Regions from separate parts of the Homo sapiens genome. Here region 1 is linked to region 2. The links are chromatin contacts, found by Hi-C in ENCODE. All regions are on one chromosome and are shown on one strand. Each heading gives the region's core, a stretch centred on a gene start or an enhancer-like site at or near the end of the contact. The rest is flanking DNA. Distances are from core to core; before and after follow the strand shown. Region 1 holds the start of SGMS2 (sphingomyelin synthase 2). Region 2 holds the start of LEF1 (lymphoid enhancer binding factor 1).

Region 1 (4,344 bases), core at 818-3,317, 340 kb after region 2:
ACTTGCTCAAAGGAACACAGCTCAGAGAGCCTCAGGTCTCCTGGATTCCCATGTCCATGATCTCACTACACGGTACTGTCGTAGGACAGCTCCCAGATCTTTCACCCTGTAAGTTGTTATAGTTATGGTAAGAGCAAATGTCTTCAATAACGTGCACAAGTGCTAAAGTTTCTTCCAAACATTTCCTAGGGCTTTTATGAGATTCTGCGAGGGGAGAAACTCAGAACAAGGTGCAGCCACCTCAAGGTGTCCAAGTGTTTCCCTCTAGGTTCACAAGTCAACTAGCTTTACTTAAAAATGAAACCAAAGGAACCAAATTAAACATTAACTTGTTAAAAAAAAAAACACTTCAACCAGACTATTGTGAAGTAAGAACATTAGAAGACCAAGGAAAGGGCCATAAAGAGGAAATTTTGCACTGCTTGCACTGCTTCTTTAGGAAAAAAAAAAGGTAAAGGTAAAGTTAGCTTCCTCACGTCCTTTCTTCCTGTAAATTCCAGGTTGTCACTTTCAGCCATTGCTCTGACATTGTTTAAACAGTAAATGGCAGTTCCCATGACACAGGATGGAAACCATAACCTTCTCAGGTATCCGTACTAAAAATGTTTAACTTGCTGAAAACATCACTTCCCAATCTAAGGAACTTGCCAAAGGATTTCACATGCTAACCCTCGGCCCACCAGGCTTATAAGGAGGACATTCTGTGGAAATTAATTGGTTATTACCTAAGCCAGCTGCAACACACTATTATTTATATATAAACAGCTATAATTTGTTGGGGTCTGCTTTGTACCAGACATTATGAGAAGTCTTTTGCGCTTTAATCCTCATTATTATCCTCATTATTAATCCTTATTTAATCCACCTTATTATCTGAAGTAGCTATAATCCCATTTTACTGGTTCAGAATGTTTAATGTGCCTGAGCACCCACCGTTAATAGAGGAGACTGGTAATGAAACCAAGGATTTGAAAAGTTAGGTACAGATTGAAAACCCACGCCGAATCCAGTGACACTAAACAGTTGAATCTCTTCAAAATATAACACACATGTCAAAATGATTTTAAGGTCATTTCAGAGCAGGCAAGACTTGAAATAGAGGACCGGCAACATTAATAAATAAAAAAGACTACAGGACATAACATTTTGAGTTGGTTTCAAGCCGTGGATAATTAATGATTATCCATACCTCTGGATGGATGTTGACAGGGGTTCCCCGCCCCTTATTTTCGCTGAGAAACCAAGTCTTCCCTTCCGTAAAGGGAGCAGCTCTGGAATGCCACACGTTGAAGGGTTTCGGTGTGGGCTGCCCAGAGCTGGGCTGTTACTGTTCACACATCATCAGTAAGTGCCTCTCAAAAAAAAAAAAAAAAAAAAAGAGAAAGAAAAGAAAAACCACACACACAAACACACACACACAGTCCCTCCTCCACCAACTGAACTTCAGCCCTGACCTCCGGAGTGGTTCTGGACAATCTGGGGTTTAACCTGTGCCCTTCCAACGCCAGGACCGGGGTACCCGAAATGGGTTGCAAATGAATGAGATGACTGCTCAGAGGAAGGAGACTAAGGCACACATCTCTCCTCCAGACCACAAAATCGAGGAAGCATGCCCTGGGCGGGGAGGGTGGGGGCCGGATTAGAGCCACGTCCCCGCTTCGCAATCCACCTTTCCCCTCCCGCGCTTCGGAGGACTCTCCGCTCCCCAGCCCATCCTCCTCCTGGCCCCTCCGCGCGCTCCTTACCCGCTGGTGGCCAGGGCTCCAGACACTCCCAGCTGAAGGCACTTGCTCCCGGGAAGGGGATTTGCCAGGGGATGGAGCCCGCTGCCGCAGCCGCCGCGACCAGCCCCGGGCGTCACCACCCTCGGGCCGAAGCCGCTAGAAAGTTTGCTCGGGGTCTCGCCCTCCCACGCCGCGGCCTGACTAGGGGAAGCAGCTCTCCGGGTCCCTCCCGCGGCCGCCGCCCCCGAGGCCGCACTCGGCGGCGCTGCAGCACCGGCCAGGCTCCGTGCGCGCCGAGGGCTGGGTCTCCCCGCCCCACTCGGCCCACGGCGCGGCGCTCAGTGTTGACCGCGGCCCCGCGCCCGCTCTCCCCGCCCGCCGCGCGCGGCCCGCTCCCTGCGCCCTGCGCCCAGCGCGCTCTTGACATCATTCATTCTCTCACACCCTCGCCCGCCCACTCCATTTCCAAACAGTGACTCACCCGTCGGCCCGGTGGCAGCAGTGCCCGTTCCTGCTGCCGTGGCTCTCCTGGCGCAGAGTGGAGCTCGAAAAACCTGCGCGACTTCTTAAGAAGAAAATCCCAGCCGACTCTCCCCTCGCGGCTGTTTAAGGTGCAGAGAAGGAGGGGCTTGGCAGGCAGGGCAGTTTGGCTCCCGGCCGAAAGGCTGAGGGCCTGGAGCTGACCTCCCTGAGCGGCAACAGAGATCAATCTGGGAAAGTTCTTTGGGTGCCACTCCCAGCAACTTTCAGGGGTGGGGCTGGAACGGGATCCCCCACCCCCGCACCCGGCCTGTTTCGGAAACTGCTTCCTGACGGCGTGTGAGTGGGCTTGGGAGCGCCAGCGTTGATTCAGAGGGTTTATCGGTGTTGACCGGGCCTAGGTCAAAGAGGTGGGTTTCCAAACCTCACAGCGTTGCCTGGCAAGGTTAGTCATCAGTCCGCATGGTATGAGCTGGAAGGTTGCTCCAAGCTAATGAGGTGGCAGCACTGTCCCTTTCGTGCCTAACCATCGTGTCATTTGTCCTGTTAATTGATTTACTTCTCACTTAAGGAATCGTAACCAAAATAAACAGTGTAAGTAGTTATTTGCTTAACTGAATACTGCGCTTTTCCGCAGCTTTTGGGGCCCAAGGCAGCCGTGTGGTTTCTTCGAAGGCCTCAGTAGTTTTTTAAAAGGGGGATTGCTGTCTTTAAAATGGTAATGGTTCTACATTGTCCTGGAGTTGCTATTCATACACCTGCTGGGCAGTTTTCAAAGTAAACGATGGCAGCCTCAAGGACTCTAACTAGGAATGACCAATCCGAGGGAATGTGGCTAAATCTTTCTTGACATAAGTTTTACATTAATGTCTCCTTCTGGACAAGATAATTATGTTTAGGATTTGCGCTGGTTTATGGGTGCTTCCATATAATCAACAAAAATAATGACGGGAATCTTTGGGTTTCTAGTGCAGATATCATGTGGGTCAACAGTCATTTGTGGCTATTAAAGATGATGGTAACAGAAAAGAATATACAAGGCAGGCAATCCCCAAACTCGCAACTTCAAGATGTCGTCACAGTACAGGCAACCAAAGAAAATGGACAAATGGGATCATATTAAGCTAAAAAGCTTCTGCACAGCAAAGGAAACAAACTGAAGAGACAACCCACAGAATGGGAACTATCCATCTGACAAGGGATTAATAACCAGAATATATGAGGAGCTCCAACAACTCTATAGGAAAAAAAAATCTAATAGTCCGAGTAATAAATGGGCAAAAGATTTGAATAGACATTTCTCAAAAGAAGACATACAAATAGCAAACAGGTATATGAAAAGGTGCTCAGGCAATAAATACTGGCGAGGTTGTGGAAAAAAAAAGGAACCCTTGTGTTTGTGGGAATGTAAAAAGTATAACCACTATGGAGAACAGTATGGAAGTTCCTCATAAAACTAAAAATAGAGATACCGTATGACCTAGCAATCTCACTGCTAGGTATATATGCCCAAAAAAGGAAATCAGTGTATCAAAGAGATACCTGCACTCCTATGTTTATTGCAGCACTACTCACAATAGCCAAGGTTTGGAAGCAACCTAAGTGTCCATCAACAGATGAATGGATAAATCGTTACATATACCCATGGAGTACTATTCAGCCATAACAAAGAATGAGATCCTGGCATTTGCAACAACATAGATGGAACTAGAGGTCATTATGTTAAGTGAAATAAGCCAGGCACAGAAAGACAAATTTCACATGTTCTCACTTATTCATGGGAGCTAACATTTAAAACAATTGAACTCATGGAGACAGTAGAATGATGGTTACCAGAGGCTGGGAAGGGTAGGGGGGATGGGTAATGGGTAAAAAATATATATATAGTTAGATAGAATGAATAAGGTATAGTATTTGATAGCAAAACAGGGCAACTACAGGCAACAGTAATTGTGCATTTTAAAATAACTAAGAATATAATTGGTTTGTAACATAAAGAAAGGATAAATGTTTGAGATGGTAGATATCCCATTTACTCTGATGTGATTATTATGCATTATGTGCCTATATCAAAATATTGTGTGTACCCCATAAATATACCTACTATGTACCTACAAAAATTAAATTTAAAAAAATTTTT
Region 2 (4,265 bases), core at 1,766-4,265:
CTCCTCTGTTCTTGTGCGGGGTGGGCGCCTCGCCCCCCACGCGCAGTTGAGGCGACGGCGCCCGATGTAGAAGGAAGTGTTGATATAAAACAAGTTTGTTCCCAAACTAAACCCAAACCAAGCAAAGCCACCAGGAGGGGAAAAACCAACAGCAATCCAGCCAGCCCCTAGCAATTGTTTTCACGGTCGGAATTAAATCACATCAAAACGCCCCCTGAAACCCACATCCTGAAGGAGTGAACCTACAACAGCCAACCTCCAGTCGTTCGCTCGAGTTCACACGAACAACTTGCCTCTAACATCCGAGTGAAGGGGGCGGCGGGTGCCTCTCCCGCACCGCACCCACCACATCCCGGACCTGGGATCCCACTCGCACCCGAAGAGGCGGCTGCTTATGTTAATATCAGCCCCCACACGAATTAGAAAAGACCGCCCGGTGACAGAATTGCTTATGCCAGGAACTACACTGAATCCGTAAGGGAGGGGGAAGAACGTCTTCCCGGGGTTACTTCGCCCCTCCTGCGTCCTCCTGCTGTTTCCAAAAGACAGACTTCATGTGCAAATGTCAACCTCTCTCCCAAACGAAGCTTTAGAAATTTGGGGCGCATGGTTTTTACTAAAGCCCCTTCTAAGTGCTGCTCATCAGAAGATTTACAACAATCCTAAAGACAATCAGCTAACACAAGTTACACCACTGTAAGGAAAACAGCCACGCAAATAGAGCAAGGTGCTGGGTGATTTCGTTAGAAACAATGTTTTCAATGGACGGGGTCTCAGTAAAATACCAAACGCAGCCCCCTACCCTTGGCCCTTCAAGTAAACAGTTTCCCCTAGTTATTGTTCTAAAAATTCCCATCTTCTTGAGCTTCTAATCTTCAGGAAACCTGGAGCATAGGCTCCAAATTACTCGGGGAATCCAGAGTTAACATGAAGGAGAAAGTGGGATCTGAATTAGTTTCAGCACTTAAACAGCGGGGGGGATGTAAGAGTCATCATTTAATCTCTCTTCGGCTTCCAGAAAGTACCCCCTGGCCATTCTGTGTTCTCCCCTCCCCCTCCTGAGGGTTTGATGAAAAGGAACCTCTACTCTGCTTTGGTGAAACTGCATTTTCCACTTGTTTTCCTATTGGTCAAATTGGTGCAGTTATGGGAGGACTTTTGACTGTTTTCCCATGTGTCTTTTAAGAATGGGGCTATAAATGTCTGACACAGCTACACGTTCACCTCTCTGGGACACTACTCACACTGGTGCCTAACTTTAAGGGAAGTGACATACCACCATCATCCAAAAACAAAAATTGGGTTTCTCACACACTGTAGCAGAATATACTCTTTTTCTTCTCTTGAGGCATAGCATTGTCAGCTATTAAAAATGGATTTAATGTTTTAATTTTCCTGGATTCCTTCACCAACCCCTTAATTTCACCCCAATCTTCCAGATAGAATTTACATGTGACTACTGGCCATGTTGTAGGGACCAATTGGATCCTTTGTAAAGTTTTAAAAATTGCTTCCTAGTAAATTCTTATTCCCAAGAAGTAGTCGTTATTAGTAGGTGAAGTCATTAGTGCTCACTTAGATACAGCATTGTAAAAATCTTTACCCATTCAATGTTCAGCAGCCTGAAATTTCACCTTTAGGAAAAAAAGAGGGATCTTTGCCAGACAATTCCTATATAATGGAGCAAAATCTGATTCTGTAGTGTTTTGCTTGTTTTCGATTTAAGGGAGATGAAGATACATTTCTTTATGTCCTTTGTTTACTGTTCTGAAGTTTTACAGATGGTTACTGTATTGGATATAATAATTTTGCCTAGATTTTTAACTGAGGGGGTTTGAGAACCAAGGGACAAAATGTAATGTGTTTTCAAACTTCAGCTTCCCTTCTGCTGTAACTTTCACAAAGTATCTCCTGAAAACTCCTGTCTTTGTACAAAATTCATCAAAGAGACAGTGGAGACTGGGGAATTTTTGAGGTTGTATTCGGATTGGTGTCTTCAAGGGTCCCTTTCAGTTCGCAGTCCAAGGTGCCAGGGACTACCCCGTCCTCCCTCCCTCTTCTGGCTTTGCTCTCCTGAGTCCTTTTGCCTTCTCTTCCCCCTTCTTGGATTATCTTTTCATTCTCGATGAGGTTCCCACACACTGCGGTGTGTGTCTCTGAAAACCCACTGGAGACCTAGCACAACTCTCCGTACATCCCGTGGTGAGAACAGAATGAAAGATATATTGTTTAAAAAGCAATAATTAAAATCTAGTCTTCAGTTCCTTCTTCCTCGTCATATTTTTTCTCCGTAAGCCTAGAGATTTTATTTTCACTAGTGTGTTCCCTTGTCTCCAAAGAGCGTGTGTGTGATATTATATTCGGGAAAGCTACAACTCTCTTTTCCTTGTCCTTCTGTTCTCTCTTAATAGTTGAGCAATGTCTGTTATATTTTCCCCTTTTCCTTTTTTTCTCAGTCCCAGATTCCCGCCTCTCCCCACTGTCAGAGCATCTATCAATGTGGTGTCCATCACAGCGGCAGCGGCTTTCTCTTTCATCTTCCTCCCTCTGCCAGAGCCAGGGAGGGAGAGTGGGAGGCGTCAAGGAGGTAGGGGAGAGACTGGCAGAGGAAAAGGAGTGGGTGGGTGGGGGCCAAGTAAATAGATACTTAGATGATGAAGTCAAGCCACTGCGGCAATGTTTCTTGTCAGTTTCACGCGGGCAAAGCGTGCCTTTCGGTGGGTTATAAGCAGCGCCCGGTCCTTCCTTCTCTCGCCAAGTTGCCTGATCCTTCCCTCCAGGCGCGCGCGCACACACCACACTCACACACCCCAAAACCAAGACTCGTCCTACAGGATCTGGGAAAAGAAAAAGAAAAAAAAGCCCTCAATCACCACCTCCTTCTCGCCGACTCCCCCTCACCCCCCGCCTCCCCTCCAGCGGGCAGCCAAGGAGAGCTAGAGGCGGGGGAGGGGAGAGGGAGGAGAAGCGACGCAAGTGGGTAGCTTTTCAGCGCCGGCGAGGCGCGGGAGGAGGAGAAGCAGTGGGGAGGCGCAGCCGCTCACCTGCGGGGCAGGGCGCGGAGGAGGGACCCGGGCTGCGCGCTCTCGGGCCGAGGAACCAGGACGCGCCCGGAGCCTCGCACGCGGCCAAGCTCGGGGCGTCCCCTCCCCTCGGCCGGGCGAACTCAAGGGGCGCAGCTCTTTGCTTTGACAGAGCTGGCCGGCGGAGGCGTGCAGAGCGGCGAGCCGGCGAGCCAGGCTGAGAAACTCGAGCCGGGAACAAAGAGGGGTCGGACTGAGTGTGTGTGTCGGCTCGAGCTCCGGGCAGAGGCATTTGGGCCCGAGGCCCCCGCTGTGACTCCCCGAGACTCCGCAGTGCCCTCCACTGCGGAGTCCCCGCGCTTGCCGGCAAAAACTTTATTCTTGGCAAACTTCTCTTTCTCTTCCCCTCCTCCTCGGCCCCCATCTTCTGCTCCTCCTCCTTCTCTAGCAGATTAAATGAGCCTCGAGAAGAAAAACCGAAGCGAAAGGGAAGAAAATAAGAAGATCTAAAACGGACATCTCCAGCGTGGGTGGCTCCTTTTTCTTTTTCTTTTTTTCCCACCCTTCAGGAAGTGGACGTTTCGTTATCTTCTGATCCTTGCACCTTCTTTTGGGGCAAACGGGGCCCTTCTGCCCAGATCCCCTCTCTTTTCTCGGAAAACAAACTACTAAGTCGGCATCCGGGGTAACTACAGTGGAGAGGGTTTCCGCGGAGACGCGCCGCCGGACCCTCCTCTGCACTTTGGGGAGGCGTGCTCCCTCCAGAACCGGCGTTCTCCGCGCGCAAATCCCGGCGACGCGGGGTCGCGGGGTGGCCGCCGGGGCAGCCTCGTCTAGCGCGCGCCGCGCAGACGCCCCCGGAGTCGCCAGCTACCGCAGCCCTCGCCGCCCAGTGCCCTTCGGCCTCGGGGGCGGGCGCCTGCGTCGGTCTCCGCGAAGCGGGAAAGCGCGGCGGCCGCCGGGATTCGGGCGCCGCGGCAGCTGCTCCGGCTGCCGGCCGGCGGCCCCGCGCTCGCCCGCCCCGCTTCCGCCCGCTGTCCTGCTGCACGAACCCTTCCAACTCTCCTTTCCTCCCCCACCCTTGAGTTACCCCTCTGTCTTTCCTGCTGTTGCGCGGGTGCTCCCACAGCGGAGCGGAGATTACAGAGCCGCCGGGATGCCCCAACTCTCCGGAGGAGGTGGCGGCGGCGGGGGGGACCCGGAACTCTGCGCCACGGACGAGATGATCCCCTTCAAGGACGA

The links. A loop is a pair of places that touch in the nucleus more often than their neighbours do. Pooled maps may share reads with other maps.
Region 1: a loop to region 2 is called in a map of ascending aorta, with 2.2 times the contacts of the local background. The contact joins the promoter of SGMS2 here to the promoter of LEF1 in region 2. A Hi-C loop is called at or near these places in 1 of 168 maps with a recorded cell type or tissue (ascending aorta), 2 of 37 single-sample maps with no recorded cell type and 5 of 50 pooled maps.

Annotation. Positions count from the first base shown.
Region 1 is chr4:107,822,655-107,826,998 of GRCh38, reverse strand. It overlaps SGMS2 (sphingomyelin synthase 2), which reads right to left and starts at 2,067. Exons shown (of 7, transcript NM_001375905.1): 1 at 1,746-2,067.
Region 2 is chr4:108,167,682-108,171,946 of GRCh38, reverse strand. It overlaps LEF1 (lymphoid enhancer binding factor 1), which reads left to right and starts at 3,015. Exons shown (of 12, transcript NM_016269.5): 1 at 3,015-4,265. The coding sequence starts at 4,180. LOC124900752 reads right to left here and starts at 4,008. Exons shown (of 2, transcript XM_047416528.1): 1 at 3,045-4,008; 2 at 977-2,837. The coding sequence starts at 3,447. The coding sequence ends at 2,251. LEF1-AS1 (LEF1 antisense RNA 1) reads right to left here. Exons shown (of 3, transcript NR_029374.1): 1 at 4,114-4,265. RefSeq lists enhancers at 625-1,255, 3,326-3,415 and a silencer at 3,016-3,065.